2 separate regions of the Homo sapiens genome follow, and region 1 is linked to region 2. A link is a loop called in an ENCODE intact Hi-C map of the cell type or tissue named here. Cell type or tissue: MCF 10A. All regions are shown on one strand. Links, peaks and the distances in the headings refer to the core of each region. The heading gives the core; the rest is flanking DNA.

What was found. Hi-C counts contacts between places; a loop is a spot of excess contacts. Peaks named below come from ENCODE experiments on the same cell type or tissue, not always from the same donor. Only the 100,000 strongest peaks of a DNase experiment are listed, where the experiment ranks them.
Region 1: it touches region 2 in a loop (5-fold over the local background); 1 of 110 quality-filtered maps calls a loop at or near these places.

What each region holds. Positions count from the first base shown.
Region 1 is chr1:197,458,206-197,470,912 of GRCh38, forward strand. All of the region lies in intron 11 of CRB1 (crumbs cell polarity complex component 1), which reads left to right. Among named protein-coding and RNA genes, the nearest start is that of CRB1, 200 kb to the left of the region's middle. In MCF 10A, for the core only: no CTCF peak of the experiment used is centred there; a DNase peak (open chromatin) is centred at 6,026.
Region 2 is chr1:197,390,983-197,403,689 of GRCh38, forward strand. The region is part of intron 5 of CRB1 (crumbs cell polarity complex component 1); the gene reads left to right. Among named protein-coding and RNA genes, the nearest start is that of CRB1, 130 kb to the left of the region's middle. In MCF 10A, for the core only: CTCF peaks have their summits at 9,265 (motif pointing right) and 9,464; a DNase peak (open chromatin) is centred at 9,279.

The DNA.
Region 1 (12,707 bases), core at 3,245-8,244, 63 kb after region 2:
AAATGGGTGGTACCAGAAGAAAAGGAGGATCCAGGAAAGAGCTAGTAGAGTTTACAAGTAGAAGGAGCCCTACAGCAGCCACAGGAGTTTAGGGACATGGATGAAGATTTCTGCATTTGCCCCAAAAGTGCCATTAAGAACACTAAAGCTTATCTTTTTTTTTACAAATCTAGTTGTCAGAAAAGCCTTACAACAAATTTTCTAAATGTTCTCTTCTTTCCAAATTCAGTTGAGCCTGAAGGGTTTATGCTGTCCACTCCCACCTATTCATTGCCAATTCATCTTCCCTATAAGCCACCTTCATCTGCAATAACTGCTCCCCACAGGATAAGCTGACATTCTGGGCTTCTAGGCAGGAAATCCAATGTTCTGTCCTTTCATAAGTCCCATGGCAATGCAGAGAGCTGCTGGAGTCAGTGCCTTCCACATATTCTCTACAGCTGAAAGAATGCAAGCATCTTCCCAAAGTCACCATTCCATCCACACGTTTGTTTCTTCAATACATCTGGCAATGGGTAGTACACAGGGAGAGAAGAAGGAGAGCAGGGAATCTGTAAAAGATAACATATAATTCTTATGACAATACTTTCAAGGAAACTATAATCTAGCTGTCAAGAAAAAAGAAACTACAAAACATCCTGAAAACAATTAATCCCTAATTTATGTTACTGAGTAAAAGCACAGTATAAATTCACAGAAGTCTGATCGCTATGAGCTATTGCAAGAGGGAAAGTTTTCATGGAGGATACGGAAATTAAAGTAGGCCATGACATATGAGAAAGATTATTTATAGAACAGAAAATGGGAGCACATTCAAGAGAGAAAAATGTCGCAAGTAAAGATGTGATAGTGGGAAAAAAAAGTTTGGATGGGATGAAGAACAGAGACTAGGTAGGCCTGATTTTAATAGATAAAGAATGTCAGGAAATAGTAGGATATAGAAGTGGATAAATTAAGAGAAAGATTAGATGATGGATTCCCTCGACCAAACTTTGGTAAAAATCCAGCCAGAGAAGAAAGAATCATTCTATAATTCTGTGATTTAGGTATATGCCATGTTTTCTTCTCAAATGTTTCCTACAGGTTTTGATTATGTATGGCTACAATTCACTTTCTGACTAGAAAGGACCTACTTTACTCTGTTTGGACTGCTGTAACAAAATGCCATTGACTGGGTAACTTTTAAACAACAGAAGGGTATTAGTACTGGAGGCTGGGAACTTCAAGACCAACTAACCAGCAGATTTAGTGTCTGGTGAGGAACCACCCATTTCCTGGTTCGTAAATGGTCTCTTCTCTCTGTGTCCTCACATGACAAAGGAACAAGGCAGTTCTCCAGGACCTCTTTTATAAGGTCACCAATCCCATTCATGAAGGCTCTACCCTCATGACCTAATTGGCCCCATCTTCTAATACGGTGACATTGGCGATTAGGTTTCAGTGAATGAAATCTGGGAGGACATAAACATTCAGACCATGGCAGGATCTTACACCAAAATGGTAGCATCTTTCCTTCATGATGGATTTATCAATAAAAACTCCTGAATTATATTCTCAGACGAATTCTTTCATTTTGGAACTCAAAGCAATACAAACTGTTTATTCTTCCAGAATTTTTTAAAATATATAATGTTATGTAGACAGAAAGTTTTTCCTGAGCAGATTTTTTTGGGAGTTTGGTTTTTGAAACTAGCTTATTAAATCCACAAAATCTTCAGTCCAATTTTTGATTTCTGCTAATTAGAAGTTTTCACTAGGCATAGTTTTGTTAGTAAGTCTTGCTTTAAGCCCCCCTCTTTTTTTTTTTTTTTTTTTTTTACTTCACTTGAATCTTTCTAAAGTTCTTAATTGAGGATTTTAATTGAAGGTTTTTAGACCTATGATGCTCTCCTATTTCTCTCAAAGGGCCAAAGACATGTTTTGTTCTGGGGAGGTTCAGATATGATCAGATTAAGTCTTCTTTCACTAAAAATTGAGCAAATTCCCTGGATCAGCATCACTAAAAAAGAGTCTCTGGGGCAATAGACTGATGTTATTACTCACCATTTTAATGTACATAAAATTAAGGAACTATATTTACTCACTTCAGAAAATTTCTAAGTTGTGCAGATCAATATAAAAGGTGCCTTATACTGAGCAGTGGTTGGTTTGAACATTTCTGTGATTAGTGCAATCTATTTTCAGAGCTAAGGAAGCCAGAAGATTAAAAAAGCAGACCCTTCACTACCTGAGGGGAGTTAACAGTCTAGTGCACAAGAAAGCTTGCATCAGATGACCAGGATTCTTACGGTGCCTCTTTCAGCCAAGGGTTGTGCCTTCTCTGATATTAGGCCATAATGATCACATGCACTCAACATGCAATGCCTCATTTAGTTCTAACCATCATAGTACTGTTATTTCCACTTTACAGATGCTGAAACGAAGGCCCAAAGAAGTGAAGTGACTTACTTGGGGTCACACAGTTCATTTAACCTCAAATCCTCATTTTTTTCTCCAGTGTATAATTTTGGTTTTCTGTTTCCTAGTTTGTGAAGTGCAACATTTGGAGACTGTTTTTAAGCAGACTGTCCTACCAGAAAATTCTAGAAGTCTTAATATTTCTTAATTGTAAAATAAGTGTTTTAGAAGAGATGCCATTACACATAGTTTACAAAAACACAAGTTTATCATGGGACCAACTGTGTCCAGGGAACTCTGGAATTTCTTAAAGAACAGGTCTAGGGGCAAATATGGAATGTAAATGGGAAAGAAATTGTAAATTTTGCTCTACGGCCCTAATAGGATCCAGAATCTATTTGTTTTTACCATTAGGTCCTGTGAACACTAAAGATAATCACAGCTGGCAATATGTAAATTATCCATATTTGCAGCTTCTTGAAGTTAAAGGTTGTGTGTGTTTGGCTGGTATAACTGCATTGCCACTTAATTACCAATATAAATGCTCTCAAATTATAGATACCAATGTAAGCCCCTCAACTTAAAGATTTATTTGCAGAACTCTAAGTAATGACATTGAGCTTCACATTCACATTGTGAGGTGAGCTGAAGAGGATCAGCTTCTGTGTGTAATTGTGCATGATTAGTCTTCTGCCTTGAAACAGAAAAGGAGTATTTCATAGGATTCCCACCATGGCTGGGGAGGACAGGCCGTGGCTGGGGAAGACAGAGGACTACTCTGATGGAGAAAATGCACACCTTTGTAAAGAGGCACTCTGGGATGGAAAGAGCCTGGGGTGGGTTATGAGAGCCATGAAGGTGATGCACATGTGCATAAAGGGAAAGCATTTGAGTGGCTGCCTCTTCAAATTAAATATTCTGTGACAGAAGAGTAGGCTGCATCCTGTGTGTTAGCTCTCATGGCACTGCAAGCTAGAGAGACGTATAACAAGAACCATCATCACTGGTCAATTTCCTTTTAAAGACCTGTCCACTGATTTACTCATTCCATTGATCAGACATTGCAATTCACAAGCTCCTATTACATTCTCTTGGTTAAAAGTGAGGTCCAGATTGGGCTCGACACATGAATCTGTAGAGCTTTCCCCTCTACCTGGCAAACAATCCAAGTCGCACCTGGATATATCAGACCTTACTCATCATTTATGTCCAGGAGTGCTGCATTTGTTTTACAATGCCATCTAATTTGTCAGCTCAGTTCAAAAAAATTTCAGCACCTGCAAAACATCATGAACTCTGAAGTTGACAGGAAAAGATGGCATGTTGTTTGAATAGTTTTCTCAAGATAGAAATGTATGAGTCTTGAAATTGTACATAAAGACAAAAGCACAGCATGCCATGAATTGCAGGAACTCATCGCGGAGGACATGCCTATTAGAATTTATGCTACACAAATGCAAAAGTATGTTCTTATAAATTAAATAGTTTGACTTTTCCACATTTTATACACATGTAATGTTGTCGTTCTTGATTTTGTACATGATAGTGTAGAATAAGCTTTTTGCCTTAGACTTTTTATAGGCAGAAATGTGCCACTGCAATGAAAAAACTTAGGAGCATTTTATGGATGACTGTATTACCATCCTCATCAATTGGCATTTATTGAATTCAGGCACCATAAATAATACTGATATATCTTACATATAGTGGAATATGTGTGTATGTTTTAATAAATGATTTAAATTATTTTCAGGCCATTTTTACATTAATCTATAAGGAAATATAAGCTCCTTTAAAATGGTTTTGAAACTTAGTGTCTCAAAAGGAGTACAAAAACAACTCCGAAGTTCCCCTATGCTTCTGGAAACATTAAATCCTCTTGGCAATGGGTGACATGTGAAAGGACTCCCTCAGTTTGCCCTGAAATACTCCCTTTGGTCCTAAAAACATTACGCACTCCTTTAGGGAGTTCGAGGCAAAGGAGCCAGTGTGTTTTGAGGGACAAGGTATAAATGCTACGGCATCCAAGAGGATTAGCTGCCTTTTCTGGAAAATTAGGAAATTGATGTATAATTTTTAATTACACATAAATTTCAAACTTTCCATCAAAGTCAAATTGTGCTGATGTAGTCAAACGTAATCTAAGCATTGATTCAAGAACCTGCTGATGGAGTGAAAATACATGGAAACTTGTTAACAGGAATTACAATTATCTACATCTCAGCAAATAACGCCAGAGTGTCATGTAATATGCTGAGCTCAGGCAGCCTATAGCCAATGCAGATCTTTTTTTTTTTTCTTCACCATTAATATTTACAGTTGGAAGCAAAACATGGCTGCAATCTAAGTGCTGCACCTAACAAGGAAGTTGTTGGCTTGATACCTTGTTTCCTGACACTGTGAAGCACTGAAACAGCTACCTTCTTAATCATCGCCTGATGATATTGTGTTGAAACTGGAGGGGAGCACATGGCTGTTTTATAAGAGCCACAACCCTGGGAGATTTTCTTCATTGTTTAGTTGTTTTACTTCTTGATAGACATACTGGGATGTTAAAAGCATAGGACTGAAAATTGTGCATTATGGAGTTTTTTCTTTGTTCTCCTGCTGAATTTTTCTAGGTCTATGCAGACACTGTTTGTAAAGACAGTTTACCTCCTGACACCTGCTGTGTGCTAGGCACCTTCCTAGAACTGAAAACAAAACCCTTCCACCCATCAGCCTACTTTATTGTAGTTATTCTCACATGCAAAGTCCAAAAAAAACAAAACACACACACACTAAGCAAACATCAGTAATCAGAGAAGCATGATTGGTTACATAAGCACTGTGCATAGTAAGAGACCTGAAATATAAAATAACCATTTTTACTCTTCTTTCAGTCTGCAGATATGCCAACTAAGGGTAATACAGTTGAAATTATGGGGTAGATTTGGGGTTACATTTATATAGTGCTCTATCTAAGGATGCAGCTGTGCGTAATTAAACAAGCCCTGATAATTTGGATTCTAAGCTGCTTACTAGCTGTGTGACTTTGGACAAATTGCTTAAATCATCTTTTAAATACATGCAATAATCTCTATATCATTAGATTGTGGTGAAAATTAAGAGATGACATCTAAAATGCCAGAAAATATTAAATCCTCAGCTTGTAGTTACTTTTTCCATATCCCTATGTTCCACCTTTTAGTTCTAACGTATTTTACAGGTAATCCCAGTGTAGCGAATGAACCAGATACAGGAAAGATTAACTACCTGGATCGAATGCTCAAAGAATCAAAGACCTAGTTGTCATCTTTGTCATAGAATTAATCTATTTACTCTGGGTTCCTGAAACTAGTAAAAGAACCCTAACAAATAGCAGCAAACGAATTTTAGTGAAAGAGAACAATGAAACATTTAATAGAAGACCAACTTCTAAGAACTACTTAATAAAAATGCCTTTTAATATTGAGGTGATTTCTGCTCAGGTCCACCCCACAAAGAGGACCTGGACTGAGTTGAGCTGTGTTGCAACTCTTTCTCGCTTGTCAAAGTTGTAGCTCCTCCTCGTGTTGCTAAATCACAGCAGATGGCTTCCTTTTACACCCAACGCCGTCAGTGGAATGTAAATGCGTCTCCTCACAACACTGAAAATACTGAGGCTGTGTGTTTAATCTGTGCTGTACAAGCCGAATGACCCTGAAAAGAACATGAGCACTGAGCACGTTTGGAGAATTGGCATCAATCCTTGGAAACAGGATTGGGGAGGATTTTTCAGGCCTAGTGACTAATCATGGTTTTCTTCCTGAGGCTCCTAACTCAGCCATATCCCTGAGGACAAGCAATCTAAATGGTGATTGAATAGAAAAGTTATAGACCCAAGGGAAGTATTTTTTTTTTTAAAGGGGCAGTGGGAGTGTTGTTTGGGGTATGGGAAAAAGTAGAGAGAGTTGCGCTGCACTGCAAAATTGAAGAGGCTTAGTTTATAGTTTGAACATTCAATTCTATGTCTCCTTGGGAGTTAAAAAAATAAAATTTCCCTGTTTCAGATTATTTAAGTCACTAAGAGGAATACTTTCTCTAAGCAATTACTTCAAAATTCAGAAATAATGTAAATAATTCATGTCAGTATGATACCAAGTATGAGACAAGAATTATCCAGAAAAAAAACTATATTTTGAGAGTATGAATAGCAAATTATAGAAATAAAATATAATCAAGCACATTAGCCAGGTTATCTCAGCTTCTTTCTTAAATAGATCTCCAAGCTGCTTAGAAAACAGAGAACCTGATCTTCATTTTATTAAAACAGTCTCCAAAAATTAACCAGTGGCTAAAGGAGAAGAGAACTTGTCATGCAATTTGTCTTTTGAGCCTTTTGTAGCAAAGGAACAGAGTTCTTGTCACTTCTGCTTCCCACCTTTCCTTGGGCAAGGGTCTCAAACTATTATTTCAAAAAAAGATGTGGTCATTGTGAATATCATAATTACCCTATGTACTGTATATAACACAGACTTAGAGATCCCAAAGCATAAAATAACCACTTTAGCTTTATTGTATGATCTAATTTTATAGCAGGTTATTAAATTCTGTGCTAAATTTATACATAGAGATGGAGAAATTTTAGTTCAGCAGTATTTTTAAACTAATAGGAAAATGCTGTTAGACTTTATTTTTGTCCCCTCCAAGAATAAATGCTTTAGATTCCTCAATACAAATGAAAACCTAGCCTTTGCTTCTGTTGTGCTTTTGCGTATTTAGGTGAACTGTTAGTAAAGTCATACATAAGGTTTAGGGTTTGTTTTTATTTTTTTTTTAATCCTGCTAACTTTAAAACCTATAGACTTTTACCAAATGGCTTATGAAAGCCTGACTTCTGAAACAAACCTTTAGTTCTAAAACTAAATACTATTTCAATAAATCCTCATAATATGAAGGTTTCTATCTTTGCTGGTTGTCAGGTTGCTTGGTGTTTTAAGTTGCTTTGAGTTCATAGATTTTAGAAATGTTCACTTGGGATCTGACCAGCCTCTCAGCTTCACAGGATCCATCTCTGTTTAGACATACCAAGTCTCAAACTATTTTGAAGAGAAAAGGCTGTGCAGTGAAAGGCTACCCATTAAAGCATGATGTGTGTCTTTCATCTTCCACTAGGCAGAGTTCGAAACTGAAAGTCTGATAATTTGATGTAAACTGACAGTGACAATAGAAATGGCTACTTTTGAGATTATTTAAGAGAAGGTGCAAGGTATAGACATTCATCAATGAAACACTAAAGGAAAGGTTTTTATTTCTGTGTTTGCTTTTTAAAATAAGAATAGAGTAAATGGCACAATAGATTATATAAACAAGGACTTCAATGACAAGCTGTCAAAGTTAAAATAATATATTTTACATGGGTGACTTGACGCCACACTTTATCACTTACATGAGGGGAAGCCAATTTGAGTCTGGTCAATAAAACACAACCTCCAAAGTTGGGCCTGGGGCAAAGCTGACATAGTGTGGCAGAGCCTGGTGGTTTGGCATCCACTTCTGCTGGGACACAGCAGGAGTTGGCACTGCTACCATCTGGGGTATGTCCTACATTTAAGCCCTATTTGATTAATCAACACTTATGCAGGTTGAAGGGACGATGCATTGGCTCTGCTCTGAGGCAGTTCAGGCTCTAGTAATTTAATGCAGGTCTGAGGCATAAATGGGACTAGTGATTCAAAAACTGGATTTACTGCAGTCTCACAACTGTTGAAAATTAAAGTACATGTGCTGCAAGTTAGGGGTTACTAGGGTATCTCATTATAGGAGGCTATTTTTTTTCAGAGGTTTGAATCTTTGCTGAATTACTGAGAGACTTATTCGAATGTAGGCTTGGACCAAATAATTTTCTGATAAATTGGCCATAAATCCTCAGTAAAATAAGCTTGGTGTTCTCAGCATATCTATTGGCTTTTTGATCATTTTTATGGCTTTCCTTTTGCTGGTCAAATTATCCTTATATGCTCCTAAAGCTCCTCTGACATGGATTAAGTCAACACAAACCAATAGACCTTCATTACTTTGGCAACTGGTTTTGATTTGGGGGCAATAAATATGATGACACAGACTAGATTACCTCTGCTGAAGGGATATGTGATAAGCCGTAGGGATGTCAGGGATCCTGCATTATTTTTTCTGCGTAATGTGAGAATGAATTAATAGCAGCTTTTAACTAGCTGAAGAAAGTTGGAAAGAAGAAAGAAATCTGAATGAAAAGAGAGCCAAGGTACGGCTTATAGGTTAAGAGCAGTGACACCAGTCGATCATAAGAAAGTCCATGAACACCCAATGTGTGTCCAACACCGTGCAAGGCACAGGCAGGCAGGGTCAGGGCCAAATATGTGAGGAAACTAACATGTGATGTGATCCATATCTTAGTGTCTGGGAGAGGAGATAAGACCATCAATGAGAGCAAGATTTATTGTGCAATAAAAGTGTAGAGCAGAGAGAAATAAGCAAGGCCTGGTATAGCCAAGGAAGGGGTAATGGAAGAAGCAAGATCTGCAAATATGGGGGTTGGAGGAACTATTTTCCTTATAAAAATTGTTTGTTAAATTATTACTTTTCCAACATTTTGCTTGGAAAAAAATGCAAACCTAAAGAGAATTGAAAAAAAGTTACAACTAATGCGTGTAACTCTTTAACCCAGATTACCAACTTTTTAACATTTTGATACCTTTGCTTTATCTCTGTCCATATACATGTATTTTTTTTTTGCTCAGTAATTAGAAAGTAGATTGCAGATGTCATGACACTTTACCACTAAGTATTTTAGTATCTCTTAAGAAAGAAGGCTTCCTTCTATAACCACAATGCTAGTATCACACTCAAGAAATTTAACATCTTATATACTATCCATATTCAGACTTTCTAATTGTCCCAATAATGTCCCTTATAGATTTTTTAAATCCAGGATACAATCAATTGCATTTAATCATCATTTGGCATGTCTTTTTAGTATCTTTTTTTATCTCAAACTGTCCCCTGCCCTTTTAATTCTTTTGCCACTGAATATTCTCTTGCTTTTGGAATTCTGTATAAAATCAATTGGCATATTTATCCCTTGTCTTCTAAAATTATTTAGTATGGCAGAAATGGGATATGAAGAAACTCCAATCTTTTTCTACACTACAAAATGCAAGTTAGTAGACGACCCAGCAGATACATAAAAAGGGAACTCAAATAATGAAGCTACTATGTTGAAAATAAGTGGTATAAGTCATCAGCCTAGGAAAGGACCAGTAGTGAGTACACATGAAATTGCTCCCTCCATTCTGGCCCTCCTGAGAGACAGGAAATCAGGTTTCTTGACATGGTATCTAGATGGGTTATATGCCCAGTTTTGGTAAACACTTTCCTGGCACATGAGCTGTCTGCCACTTCCTATTCTAGTTCTTCTCCATTTGTGGCTCTGCATAAGGAGTTATCCTTCTGTAAAGTTTCCCAGGCATGCAGGAAATATCCCAGAACCACAGGCATGCTTTTTGTTCTCCTTAAAGCAATTGGATCATGGTGATTCCTTCAGCCTAAAACATACTTCTTTACCTCATTCTCCCAGCAACTTCCTTTGAGAAACTTAGCGATCCCATGAGGCACCTTCCTTTCTCCTTGTTTTTCCTTCATGTTCACCTCTAAACTAACACCACCCATATGGAACTGTAATTGCTTTATATAGCTGCCCCACCCCCAGGCACTATCACTAAACAGTGAATTATTTTAAAGATAATGGTTATGCCTTTTACTTCCATATCTCCAGGATCTAATATGCTGTCTGAAAGTTTGAAGGCATTCGGTAATAATTTGTTGAGTAAGTGAATGAAAGCATGAAAAAATGAATGAATGAATTTCACCACCAACAAACTTTCTGGGTTCTATAGAACTCTTCTTATGACTGAGAAGAACTTAGTAATGTGTTAAACAGGGCAATCAGTGTTACAAGTGTGTGAGTCGATAATAATTGATCAGCCACTTGGGCAAAGCACTGCATTTTATATTATTGGGAAGTTCCAGAGTAACAAATAGTCATGCCTTACAGTCCTGAAGGAAGGGATAGATTTGGCTTAACTCACATTGAACAACAGCTACACATTCATGCGCATATGTTATGCCAGGCAGGCCTAGCTACAGCTCTTCTCAAAAATGTGCTGGCCCTGGACATTGCTGTGTAAGAGTTACAGGTGAGTGGAGTCACATGGGCTTCTCTGGAGAGGCTTTGCAAAGTACAGAGAAAGTTTGAATTATCTTTTAAAAAGAGGAGAGGCATGATTGAATAAACGGCATGTTTCAGGATAGAGAAGTGGTTTGGAGGAACAGGTGATTCCTGTTTGAAAAGTGGCAGATAGAGAGAGTTGCTCTGCTGGAACCCCCCGGCCCCGGCACTAGCTAGGCTGCAACTGGTGATGACCCTCATGAGGAAATGGGACTCATTAATAAAGAGCCTCAACTTAAAAATTGTTGGGTGGAGTGGCGCACGCCTGTAATCCTAGCACTTTGGGAAGCCAAGGTGGGCGGATAGCTTGAGCCCGGGAGGTCAAGTCTGCAGTGAGCCAAGATCATGCCACTGCACTCCAGCCTGAGCGACAGAGTGAGACCCTGTCTCAAAATAAATAAATAAATAAAATCAAAATTGGCAATTTATATTTGATATGGACAGGTTTGATATAGTTCGTTCCCACGACTTCCTAGTCACGTAAGTACGGTCATTTTTTTCTGTGGGGCTGGATGGAGGATGTAGATTCTGGAGGAAATAAAAGTGTGTAGAGAATAGATGAATTACCTAGGGAGAGGATAATTGGGCCAGGATTGTGACTGTGGGAATGCAGAGAGAGAAATTAGAACAGAATTGTAGGGGAATTGGTTACAAATGGGTCTGGGCATAGAGTAATGAAGAGATGAAAAGGATGTGCTTTGAAAACTACAAGAGTTTGCAGCTCATAGCACTGAATGAGTTACACGCTCTGAATCTTTAGTTAGCAACCACTGTTTTCTAAAATGAAATAAAGAGAAGAAAAGAAAAAAAAGGGAGAGAAGCATGAATGTCCACACAGCTTTTCTGAGACCAAAATAGGCCAAGCTAATGTCCAGTAGTTCACCTAACGGAAACAAAAAGAATAATTCACATGTAGCAAATGATAGCTGGCTCCTGCTTATTTTTTACCTTTATTTTTGTTTTTAATCCTCACTAGCAGCTCCTGATTGTATCACGTGATAACGTTTCCATTCTAGATACGAGGGGCAGGAAAAGGTAAAAACAAACACATTGTTTGTTGATTTCACAAAAAGGAATAATGCTCGTGTCTGGTTGGCTCCTTGGTCATATTATCCCTTATCTGCCACTCCAATTCCTGCCAGCAGCACCTCAGAGATGGCACCTCCCCTTGCTGCTTCCGTTCCTCTGCAGGACACATGGTGAGGTTTTTATTACGTAAAAATCCCAAGAGGAAGAAGCTCTGTGTTGATAAAGTCAATAGCTCATTGCATGCTGCTAGACAAGCTCTAACTTTTAATTCTCTTCTGCCAAGTGGCAGTCTGCAATGTCTTTGTGGAACAGACACTGTTCCAGGTGCCAGGGAAACAATTGGGAACAAGGAAGGCAAATATCTGCACCTGAATGGGGCTTCCATTACAGCAGGATACACACAAAAACTCTATAGACTTCACATGGTACTGAATGCTTGAGAGAATGAAAGCTGATTGCAATCAAAGAGGATGGTCAGGGAAGGTCTCCCCAAGAAGATGACAGCAAATAGTAACACCTACCTAGTTGAGTTATTAGGAGAATTAAAGCATTTTCTGTGTTAAAAACATCTGGCAAACCACTGACACAGGGTCAGAAGAAATGGCTAGCCATTATCTTTCAACAATAAATTTACAAAGCATAATGAAATATAACTGAGTTTGAGCTGCTGGGATTTGGTTCTTGTATGAGATGAGGCGATAATTTTTATTCACAAGGCCATGTGCTCCAAAGAAAACAATGCTATCACTTATACCACCTGCTTATGGAGAGAAAAATATGAAAGCAATGTCCTCAAACCTCTAGCTGCATCTATGCTTCTGCCTAAAATCTGGTATCCTAAGTAGGAGAGAGGTTGTGAATTATCAGGGCTTTTTCTTGATACTTATTTTTACAGATCTAATGCCTATGATGGCTCCTGCCAGGGACTGTTTGGCCCACCACTCTACTTCTAGCTAGCATTGTGGTTACACAGTTTGTAGAATGCAGAAATAAACTTGTCTATTTATGACCAATGTCACAGCACATGTCAAATCTCAGTGTCACTGGGCCCTTT
Region 2 (12,707 bases), core at 7,327-12,326:
CTGAAATACTTTCTCAAGAAACTATTTCTCCAGGCAAAGAGTTGCAAGCAGAAAGTTTCATGGTAGACAGCACAAAGGAGTACATGCCAATTGTAATTAGAACAAGCAGGAGAATTCGCTTGGAGACCAGAAACACAATTCCTTTTATGGCATATTAGAAGCATCCCAATCTTCCTCAATAGTGGTGTTCATCAAACAGACAACATTCTGAAATTCCCTTAAGAGATTGCTGGAGTGAAAATAAATTTGTTTTTAGTGTGATATCCTCAGGACAGAAACCTTATAAAATCATTTGCCTTGTTGGCCTGTCCACCTCCTATAATAACCATTGATCCCACAGGCTAATTTCAACCAACTTTGATAGAGGGGCAAAGAGTCTATAGCTAGACAGAGGCTCATAAATTTCTTGTGGTTTCTTCTGTTTCTTTCAGAAGAGTTGTTTAATGGTATCATTTTGAAGAGTATAAAAAAGCAAACCAAGTTTCTGCTGTGAAGTTGTCACTGTAATGGAAGATGATTACATCAGAAGAAGTTCAAATGGAAAAAAAATGTTTGTAGTTGCCTTGTGGTTTCCTGATAACAAGCAAAGCAAGCACCATATATAACACCACACAGTGGCAGGCATCTTTACTTCTGATAGTTGCATCCTGGAACTTTATAATAAATTCGACTCTTGGGTTTTGCACATCCAAGTGGCTGAGTTTTTCTTGTTTATTGGAGTTGAACTTAACCAGTTCTCAGTTCTCAGAAGTGTGCTGACATAATTGAAAGGCTTTCAAAGAGCTGATGGTGAGTTAGTGAAGGAAAAAATAAGAATTCAGAAAAAAATATTAAGAAGGAAGCAACAGACCCTCCTACAGTAATATACAGCAGGGTGACAACTCAAGTTCAAGTCTAGGATAGAGTCAGTATCTGAGAGGGTCCAGGTCTCGATGTGGTAGGAGATCTGCTTACAGAATTTGTAGCTGAAACTTGGGGGGCCCAGTGCAAAAACAGGTTTTATTCTGAGGAATGTATTCAAGAAACTATGAGAAATTAGGAATGAGGCCAGCAGAGGGCTTACAAGGCTGGTACAGCATCTCGTGGTGTCTAAATCCTAGGGAAAAGGGGAACTCAAGCAGCTGGGTAGCTTCTCACTACATGCAATTAGAGGTACCAGGGTGGTGCTGCTAGTACCTGAAGGCCTTTTGGTCCTTACTCTACACTTCCTCTACACCTGAGGTCCTAAGTTTTCACTCTGGTGACAAGGCAAAAAAACAAAGATATACATACACACACACATACACACACACACATATATATATAATTTCCTTCTTTAAAGTGAGAAAAGGGCTCAAAATCTGAGTCTAGCTAAGACCTCAAAGATTGTATGGCTGAATGAGAAAACCAGGTTAACAGGATCATAATTATAGACAGCTGGAATAAGTCTTGTGTTGAATAGGAACTGATACTATAAAGGTAACTCAGATAATTTGTTTCCATAATTTTCATCTTTCAATTCTTTTTACTTGAACATGCTCTGAGCTGTAAAGAAATAGGTTACACAGCACTGGGTATTCATTTTCCAAACTCTGCTAGCAATATTGTTCAATCTCAAGAAAAGACCCAAGGAACTAAAAGGGAAAAGAGAAACAGGATAAATATTTTTTGATGAAACTCCTATTTTATAAGATGCAAAACATAAAACTATGGGGCTCTAAAGCCTCACCTAAGTGAATCAATATGACTACAGAGCTTGTAATAAAATACAACACTAAAAATACTATGAATCAAACATAAAATATGCAAAGTTCACCAGATCTTCAGTGGACTAGGGAAGCTGTCCTTGCAAAGGAATTAAGTATTATTTGAAATGAGAAAGTGTAACTGAAGAGTTGGGAATTTCATTTTCTGGAGCTGCCACAACAGTGCCCAAGTAGGGAATCAGCTTATAAATGCAGGTAGCTTGTAAATTCGGCACTTGATGAAGTAATATCCAGGGAAAAGGTACTTAATGTTCCCAGGGGAATATATGTTGTATGAATGCATATACTGTGCAATAATAACAAAATATATACTACATAATTAGACTGAGTATATATTTTACAACATAAATATAGTTAGGGCTGTTAATCAAATTAAACAGGACATTTTAAAACACAGTTAAGAATGCAGAGAGGAAAAAATAGATTAACATCTAAAAGCACATGCAAAAGAGGCACAGCAATGAATGCAGGACCAAAAAGTACCAAAAAATAGTATTGCATGCACAATGTGTTATCTTTCTTTCTAGAAGTAGTCATGGAAACTAATATAAACAATGACTTCTGAAAGCTAGGTTTGCTCCTCCTACCTTAATGGCTTCAGAATCTCAGCTTCTACTATATAGTAGATGGAAAATTCTCAAGTGAAGCCCAGCAACAGCATAGCAAGAGAAGGGCTGGCTACAGTGGCTCAGTAGCTAATATTTCCAGTGAAATAGCGAGGCTGTTTTCAGTCTTCCTTTACAAATCTAGATGAATATGCCAGGCACTCTCATTAATTTCTTGAAAAGTAGTCATTTTTTTTGAAAGATAAAACATTCAGTAAGAGGTGAAATTAATGGAGAAATATTCTCACTATTATTTTACTAGAAAAGGTATAAGGATTTAAATGATTTGAATGACCAAACTCTCTACCAAAAAAAGTATCACCCAATTAGTTCAAACTAATACTATAGACCATGCTTCACCCGATGTAATTTACATATTATTCCAATCATAGCCCACTATAACCTCTGCTTTCATCAACAAGAATAGAGTTTTTATAAAGATTAAGGCACATTTATCTGTTCTTCTGCTTTTTTCAAAACTGCTTAAATCTATAAATGTATTTCAATATGTATCGAGAAAACAGAATAAAGTTAAGTGAATGTATAGGAATAAAAGGTGCTTCTGTTAAATTTTTTACAAAAACTACGATAATGATCTTAAGACTAGTTTTAGAATCTCCCTATATATAAATAGTGTTTAGTCATCGTTTCTTAAACTTTCCACAAAATTTATAGCGGTTTGGGTGGCACTATATATAGTTGACCCTAGAACAACATGGGTTTGAACTGCATGGGTCCAACTATATGCAGATTTTCTTCTGCCTGTGCCCAACTATGTGCAGATTTTCTTTTGCCTGTGCCATGCTGGAGACAACAAGACCAACCCTTCTACTTCCACTTCCTCTGTAGCCTACTTATTGTAAAGATGCTGAGGATGAAGACCTCTATGATGATCCACTTTCACTTAATGAATAATCAGTATATTGTCTCTTCCTTATGATTTTCTTAATAACATGTTTTCCTCTGAATTACTTTATTTTGATAATATAGTGTATAATACATATAACATGCAAAATATGTGTTAATCATTTATGTTATCAATAAGGCTTCCAGTCAACTGTAGGCTATTAGTAGTTATGTTTTGGGATAGTTGCAAGTTATATGTGGATTTTCTACTCTTCAGGGGTCGGCATCCCAGCCCCCATGATGTTCAAGGGTCAACTGTATACCTTTTATATCTACATACCATAGATATTGTAAAACTACCTACATTCACAATGATTAAAATAAGTTATAATTATGTATTAATTTATACACTCAAATTATAATTAATGCAATTATGATACAAATTTAAATTATATAATTTTAATTTATTTCTTTAATTTTTATAGATTTATTATGTTTTTTGCCATTCCTTTTCAAGGAATCTTTTCTGATTTCAGTTTTATTAAAGTCACTTTCAACACAGGGACACTATTTCTGTTTAATGACAGGATTAGCTGCCAGTCCCTATTTCTCCAGATGTGGAGATAACATTTTTATTCAGCAGGGAGTCTAAACCATTCACAGAAATCCCATTTTATACCATAAGAGCAAGCATATTAGGTTGCACTCAAATAAGATGGGGTATCTCCAAGTTATTTCTCTATTTTATGCCTCGGTTAGTTCCTAAGGCAACTAAATAAATAAATAACTCTGACTTAATAGGCAATCAAGGAGCATCGTTTGTACCATATGGTTGGCATAGTAACCCTGGGGTATTGTTACTGCTACCACCTTCTAGAGAGGAGGAAGGCTGGGCCTCAGAGGTTAAGTAACTTGCTTGAGATTACAGTTTCCACATTAAGCTGGAATCTAAATACAGCTGCTAATGGATGTCTCCAGAGTACATGCAGCAGAAAAACTAAAAGAAATTACTGTTCTATCTCCATCAGTGAAAATTTTATGTAAATTAGTAAATGTTATGTAACCCAAGATTATTGAGAGTGAGAGTTGAATGAAATAACTTTCTACAAGTTTCTTCTGACCTCCAAGTAATGTACATAATATCTGAAACTATTTGAAACCCTGATATTTACCGTACAAGGAAGCAAAAAAACAAATTATTCATAAGCCAGAAATGTTCCCACCTTAGGTGCATGCTTTTGGCAGCCTGCTTAGAAGATTGCATGATATGCACTAAAGAAATGTAAAAAATTAACAGAGCAGATTACCTGGAAATAAGTCCCAAGTTGGAACATGAGATAAATACTGTATAAAAGTTAGGTGGTGATTCAACATACCCCTCTCCCTATAATTTTTAGTCTTTAAGGAACCCCAGGTCTTCTCTGTGCTCCAGTGCTCCCTCCTTATGCCCATGACTCAACACCTACTGTGTGCCAGCACGGACCTCCCTGGTTCATTGAATGCAAGGTTCATTCAGCATTTAAAATTCAATTAATGTAATTCACCATGATAAAACAAAGAAGGAAATCTATGTGATCATCTCCATAGATACAGAAAAAAATGCATTTAACAAAACTCAACATTCATATGATAAAAACGTTCAGCAAACAGAATTAAAGGAAACTTCCTCAGCCTGAAAATGACCATCTACAAAAAAACCTAGAGCTAACATAGTAATGGTGAAAGACTGAATGCTTTTCCCCAGAGATCAAGATTAACACAAAGGTGTTCATTCTTACCACTTCTATTCTACATTGTATTGGTGATCCTGGTCAGTGCAACATGGTAAGAAAAAGAAATAGCAGTTACATATATTGGAAAAAAGTAATTAAAACCCCCTCTATTAACAGATGACATGATTGTTTATACAGAAAATTTCAAAGAATTTGCCAAAAAGAGACTAGAACAAATAACTTTAACATGGTCACAGGATACAAAGTAAATATAAAAAATTAGTTGTTTTTATACGCTAGCATTGAACAATTTGAAACTGAAATTTTTAAAGTACTATTAATTTTTTTAAATGAAATAATTAGGTATACATTTAACAATAGTAGCAAGATTAGAATGCCAAAAACTACAAAACACTGATAAAAGAAATTACATAAGCCCAAATAAATGAGCTATATTTCACGTTCACTGATTGAAATACTCAACGTTGCTAAAATGTTAATTTTTGCAAATTTAATCTCTGCATTCAATGTAATCCAAATGAAAATATCAATAGGATTTTTTTTTGTAGAAATTGATAGGCTGATTCTAAAATTTGTATGGAAAGCCAAAGGAAATAAAACAATAAAAACCAATTTGGAAAAGATGAACAAAGTTGAAGGACTCACACTATCTGACTTCAAGATCTGTTATAGAAGCACAGCAATCAAGATAATGTAGAGTTGGCAAAGGATAGAAATAAACACAATAAAGAATGCAGAAATAGGCTCACACACTTATGATTAATTCATTTTAAACAAAGGTGTAAAGCGAATCTCTGGAGAAAAGGAAGTCCTCTCAACAAACAAAGCTAGCACAATGCATGCAGCCATATTGCAGGGAAATGAACTTCAACTCAAATTTTATACAATCAAATGCAAAAACTAACTCCATTAAAACTCAGATTTAATATAAAACTTCGAAGAGAACACAGAAAATATCTGGGATCTTGGGCTCAGCAAAGATTTTTAAAATTATACCTAAAAAAGTACAAATGATATAAGGGAATCTGATAAATTGCACTTCACCAAAATTAAAAGTTTCAGCTCTTTGAAAGACACTTAAAAAAATAAGAAGACAAACCACAGAATGTGAAAATATTGCAAAACATGTTTTTTCTTACATATTGATATTCAGAATATTTAAAGAGCTCTCAAAACTCAAGAATGTAAACAAACCAGTTTAAAAATATACAAAAAATTTAAATAAATACTTCATCACATAAGATAGCAAATAAGCACATGAAAAGATACTCAATATCAATAACATGTCCATTGAAACCACATGAGATATCACTATGCAACTATTAACTATTTTATATACATGTATTAGTGTATGTGTTGAGAGAGAGAAGGAAGGAGAGAGAGTAGGTTATATGTAATAATCGACAATACCAAATGCTGGAGAGGATGTGGAATAACTCTGATGCTTTGGTGGCAGGGATGTAAAATGGAAAACAGTTGGGCATTTTTTTCTTATAAAACTAAAAATACACTTACTGTAACACACTGAGCAATCTCACTCCCAATTCATACATATTACCCATGAGAATGAAAACATACTTCTACCCAAAAGCCTGTACACAAATGATTATTTCTTCTTTACTCATAATTTCGAAAACCTGATAAGAACCCAAATCTTCATCAGTTACTGAATGGATAAACAGTCTTACCTTCTTGCAATTGAATGCTACTCAGCAATAAAAAGACCCAAACCATTAACACATGCAACAACAAAGAATAATCTCAAAATCATTTTTCTAAGTGAAAGTAGCAAGGTTCAAAAGGCTATATATTGTATGACTCCATTCATATTGCATCTGGAAAGGGTAAAATTCTAGGGACAGTGAAGAGATGGAGTGTTGCTGGGAGCTGGAATTAGGGCATGGTATTGAAAACAAAGAGCATTGAGAACTGTTTTGGAGGGGAAGGAAGTGTTCTACAGCTCGATTGTGGTGGTAGTCGCACAGTGTATACCTTTGTACACCTAACATGATGAATTATAAGTGAATTACATATCAATAAACTCAACTTTAAAAAAGTGGAAGTGACCTGGACCTCTGTTGCCTCTGAGATGTCCATCCTAACCCCAGTTTCTCACTCTTCACCCTACTGTAATCCAGTTTCTATCTCCACCACTGCACAAAAAACTCATTTTGTTAAGGTCAGCAAAAACATTCTGATTGCAAAATTCATCCTCAGTTCTTCTTATGACTTCTCACAACTTTTAGCATAATCAATAACTTCTCCTTTGAAATATTTTCCCTTTCTCTTCCACAATGCTGCTCTCTCCTAATCATGCATTCTTAGCGTGATGAAAAGTTCCTCAACCCCCTAAATATTGGTGCTGCTTAGATTCCCATATTTAGAATACCTTTCTCATTTTCTATTTACTTATGACTCGTTTGTTTTAAAGTAAAGTTGAGCATTGTAAACAAGGGCATCACTTTTGTATTTTAGGGTATTTACCTTTGTATCAATTGGAAGATAAATTTGAAAAAGGCAAAACTGAAGGAAGGCGGGTAGGTTGGGAGATGATATGGAGAAGTGATGGATATCCAAATAGTAGGGCTTTGGAAGATAAGGATAGATTAAAGAGATGTAGAAGAAAGAATCAGTAGGGCTTGGCAATACATTGAACACAGCTAGGACAGGGAAATAGAATTGTTAGATGAATGGTCAAATTTATGGTCAATTTATACAATCTGAATAATGGTGGAGTCATTCGGCAAGTCAGCGAACATAAGAAAAGGAAGAGGTTTGGGTATAAAGTGATTATTTCAGCTTGGAAAATAATAAGTTTGATAATCCTATCAGGAAGATATTTAAAGAAATCAATCTGTATCCCAGGGAAGGAGTAGAGGCACTATATATACATATTTCCATTTATATGACATTCTGGAAGGGGTAAAATCCCAAGGACAACAGAGATAATAGATTGCCAGGAGCTGGGGTCAGGAAATGATTGTGTGTGTGTGTGTGTGTGTGTGTGTGTGTGTGTGTGTGTGTAATATGCAGATATAGACTATATATGTGACTATATATATGTATAATAGTTGTCTATTTCTTTCAGAAGTAAAGAAGGATTCAAGTCTCCATGTATTTCTCTATGTTATTCTCTCCACTTGCAATGCTCACCTTCTTCATCTGTTATTTCCAATTCATCCTCCATGAAATGATTCAGATGCCATCTACTTGAGGAAATCTTCCTTGATTAGCCCCATTCCCTCAAGCCCACCTTTATCCCCTAACTCCACGCTGTTAGATGCACATTTTTGGACATTTTAATGTCACATTTATAACACTCTAATGAATGTAGCATTTAGGGTACTTTAATGCAACTGTTGATTAGTTTAGTTGTCATTTTCCCACAAAAGATTGTCAGCTCCTTGATGTCTTTCATCTGTGGAACATGAGTGTTTTTTACAGTGCCTGGCTTATAGGAAATAGTCAAATAGGGTTGCAGCATTACACTGTTGGAAAGAACATGGTGTAAGAAATCAAGTAGATATGAGTTTGAATTTTGACTCTGCTAGCCATAGTCTGTGTGCTTGGTTAAATCGTTCAATCTCTTTGAGTTTAGGTTTCTATAAAATAGAGATTATAATGCTACTTTCCTCATCAAGTTTTTGTCATGTATTAGTAAACTACTGCCGCATAACAAATTTTCCCAAAACTCTGCAACTTAAAATAATGTCCATTTATTATCTCACAGTTTCAGTGGATAATGGCTTAGCTGTATTCTCTGCTTCAGAGTCTCTCACATGGCTACAATCAAAGTGTCCTCCAGGGCTGGGGTCTCCTCTGATGGCTCAACAGGGAATTAGTCCACTTCAAAGTTCATGTGTGTGGTTTTTGGCAGGTACAAATTCCTTCAGGGTGGTTAGACTGAGGATCTCAGTTTCTTGGTGGCAGTGAGCCTTCTCTAACAATGGCAGTTTGACCACAGTCATTATGAAACAGAGTCTTCTGGCAAGGTGGAAGTCAAGATCTTTTGTTACATAATCACTGAAGTGATATCTCACGACCTTTGCCATATTCTGTTGATTAGAAGCAAGTTGCTAGTTCCAGTCCAGACTCAAGGGGAGGGGCTTATCCAAGGATGTGAATGCCTGGACATGGGGATCATTGGGAGCTATAGAGTCATATAGAACTCTGCCTACTACATGTGAGGACCAAGTCAATAAAACCAAAAGATTCACTAGATGCCTAATATTATACATGGCAAGTGCTCAAACAGCTATTTATGTCCAATGGATAAATGAACTCATCCATCAATCAATTGTTCTGCAATTAACCGGAGTAACCACTAGATGGTGGTGCATCCTTCACAGCATTGTGCCATAAAAGTAGGGTCAGAGATTTTGAATGTAAGAGCTTTTTTTTTTTTTTTTTTTTTAAAACAGATAAGGTCTTGCTCTGTCACCCAGGCTGGAGAGCAGTGGCGCAATCTTGGCTCACTGCAGCCTGCAGCCTCGACATCCTAGGCTCCAGCAATCCTCCCATCTTGGCCTCTAGAGTAGCAGAACCAGAAGTAAAAGAGCATTTTTTTTTTTTTGATGATGATGATGATGATGTAATACACAAAGACACATTTTAAAAACAGAAACTATACACTCCTAACTAAATCTCTTTTGTATCTCTGGAACTCTTACAAAACCTATCCTGCTTCTTCCTTCCAGAGTAAATTATAAAATGTGCAAACAAAATAAACAGAAACTCCTCTCCTCACTTTGATGTACAAGGTTTCTCACTCGGATACTATCCAGCCCTGATTTAAGGTTTCTCACTCAGATACTATCCAGCCCTGATTTAAGTTTCCTTTTGACTCTTAAAGACTTAAAAGCTTTTGTGTTTCTGTTTTGAAATATGTCTGTTATCTTTTTCTAAATTAAAGTAAAACATATTCATTGTAGAAAATTTGGAAAATATAGAAAAGAAATAAAGGAAGTTAAAAATTCTAATCGCACACCTAAAAATACTTTAGTATATCTATTCTGCTTTCCTTCCCTTCTTTTCCTCTCTGTTTTTCTCTATTCTTCCCTTCCCCAACACACACATACATATACACAGAGAAATTGAAATTATATTATATATAGTTTTGTATCCGAATAAATTGCTACCTCACAATATCTTTAAACTTCCTTTTTGTAATACAATTTTTGAGTCCTTGCCTTTTACTGCTGTGTTTAAGCATATATATAGCTATTATTATACCATTTGTAGTGCCTTGCTCCTACCTTCTCATTTTCTGTTATTGTAGAGTGTGGGTTTTTTTAAATTGGTGTTTTAAAAATAATTTTTGTATTTTTTGTATATTATTTTGTTGATGTTTATCTCCACCAGTGTTCTGGAATTTCCATATTTTGTTTTCATTAGGCTACTTTTAAACTTAAAAACATTTTTTAAATGTTTTAATCTATTCTCCTCTAATTACCAAGGTCAAAGTGAAATCATATTGTTTTGATTGCCCACTATGTAAGACAAAGAATTTAGCATGTTTTAAATAAAATTTCATCTTTTCCATGATAGCATGGTCTTTGCTAACATAATCATGAGCTTGGGAACAAATTGTTGTCATCCAATTATTATTTTAACATTTTGGAAATTTATTTTTGAAGAATAACCTTGAACAATTTGTCGTATTTTGTGTCTTCTGTTTTGCAAAATGATTTAGCCATACTTTCAAATTGAACTGGTTTTAATGTTTATGACCAGTTCTTTAATAATCTGCCCACTAATATTTGATAATGTACTATTTTATGCTATTTAACTAATATTCTTCCCAATGATATTATAATTTTTCCCTTAGTCACATGAAGTTTATCTTTAAGTATTTTTAGGCTATGCACTTATCATAAGTAGTATCTCTTTCTGTTATCTACAAATTTGAATGACAGTTTCTCTGTGCACAGAATTTCAGGGTCTCAGTCTTTTATATTCAAAATGTTTTAACTTTAATTCTATTATTTTGATATTCTTTTGGCATTTATTTGTATCTTTTAAATTTGTTTATTTTTATGTCTTTTAAAATATTTTAATATAAATTAATATTTTTATGTTTTCCTTGTATCCACAGTTAATTTTTATTATTGTTTTTCTTCTTTTTGTTTTGTTTTCTTTTTAACTTTTATTTTGGGATTAGGAGTACATGTGCAGGTTTGTTATACAGTTAAACTCGTGTCACAGGAGTTTGTCGCACAGATTATTTTGTCATGCAGGTGCTAAGCCTAGTACTCAATAGTTATTTAGTTATTTTTTTCTGCTCCTCTCCCTCAACTTACCCTCCATCCCCAAGGAGTCCTCAGTGTCTGTTGTTCCCTTCTTTGCGTTCATGAGTTCTCATCATTTAGCTCTCACTTATATGTGAGAACATGCAGTATTTGGTTTTCTGTTCCTGCATTAGTTTCCTAAGGACAATGGCCTCCTGCTCCATCCATGTTCTCACAAAAGACATTACCTTGTTCTTTTTTATGGCTGCATAGTATTCCATGGTGTATATGTACCACATTTTCTTTATCCAATCACAGTTAATTATTTCATCATTATTTAGATGTATGTCGTTTAAAATTAATGTTGACTAAAAGATAGTCATCCATTTTAATATGCTGTCTCCTGTCTTATTCAACAAGAAAAATAGGTCAGCTGTCTTTTATTGTTAATCCACTTCAAAGTATTTTGATTTCTCTCTCAGTTACATTTGAAATTTTAAGGTCTAATTTCTGTTCTCTAGTCCCTTTATCTCTGGGATAGTTTCTCAGTTTTGTTCTCTTATCACAGATGCAGTTTTAAAATTTTTATTGAAGTACAATAAACAAAAAATTACATAAACCAAGTATTTAGCTTAATGAGTTCTCATCAACTAAACATATCTGTATAACTAATTCCTAGATCATACTGCTTTGATTATCTGCAGTACCAGTTTTCCACTTTTCTGCCCCCAATGTAGATTTTAATAGCACTATTGCAATGCTAGTTTTAGTTTATTCTTGTTATTTTACACTGCATCCTTTTCTTCTCTGTCTGTAGTCCTTAATCCCATCCTGTTGTCTTTTCAGTTATTGTTTTCATTTTTGTGTCTTTTTACTTTATTTCCACAGAAATCAAGTTTTCACACATATTGTCATGAAAATAATGTAGTATTCTAAAATGTTCTTGATGTTTTGTTATAAGCCAGATTTTGGGTTTTCTTCCTTTAGCTCTTTAGCGTTATGTTCCCTTTCTTTTGTGGAGCACTAGGAATACATAATGTATGTATGTATATGTATAGATACTCAAACACACAACATGTGTCTGTCCAATCATCATGTATTCCCTCTTGCTTTACCTCTTCATAAAAGAACAGTGGTTTCTTTAATAACCTTCTTTTCCTAGCAGCCAGGTACATTAGAGGAGGCTGACTTCATTCTCAGTTCCAAAGAATAATCCTCTTTCCTCCCACTTCTTGCCATTGATCCATTTAGAGATGAATATGAGTAAAGGTTTGCTGATGGCTTCTCGGGAAGTTCTCATTTGTTCTTTAGGTAGAGACATCAGGGGGACGTGAATGAGGAAGCATGTAGATAGAGTGCTACTTGCAACCATCCTATAACTTCAAAAATGTCTTTGAGGTAAAGCTGAAACTTTGACCAGTGAAGTGAAGAAGTGGTAGATATCTGAGTTCTTGATCTTTTTGAGTCTTCAAGATAACCCTGCTGATGTTTTTTTTTTCTTGGACTTTCTCCTTATATGAGCCAATAAATTTTAATATTTAGGGAAGCTTC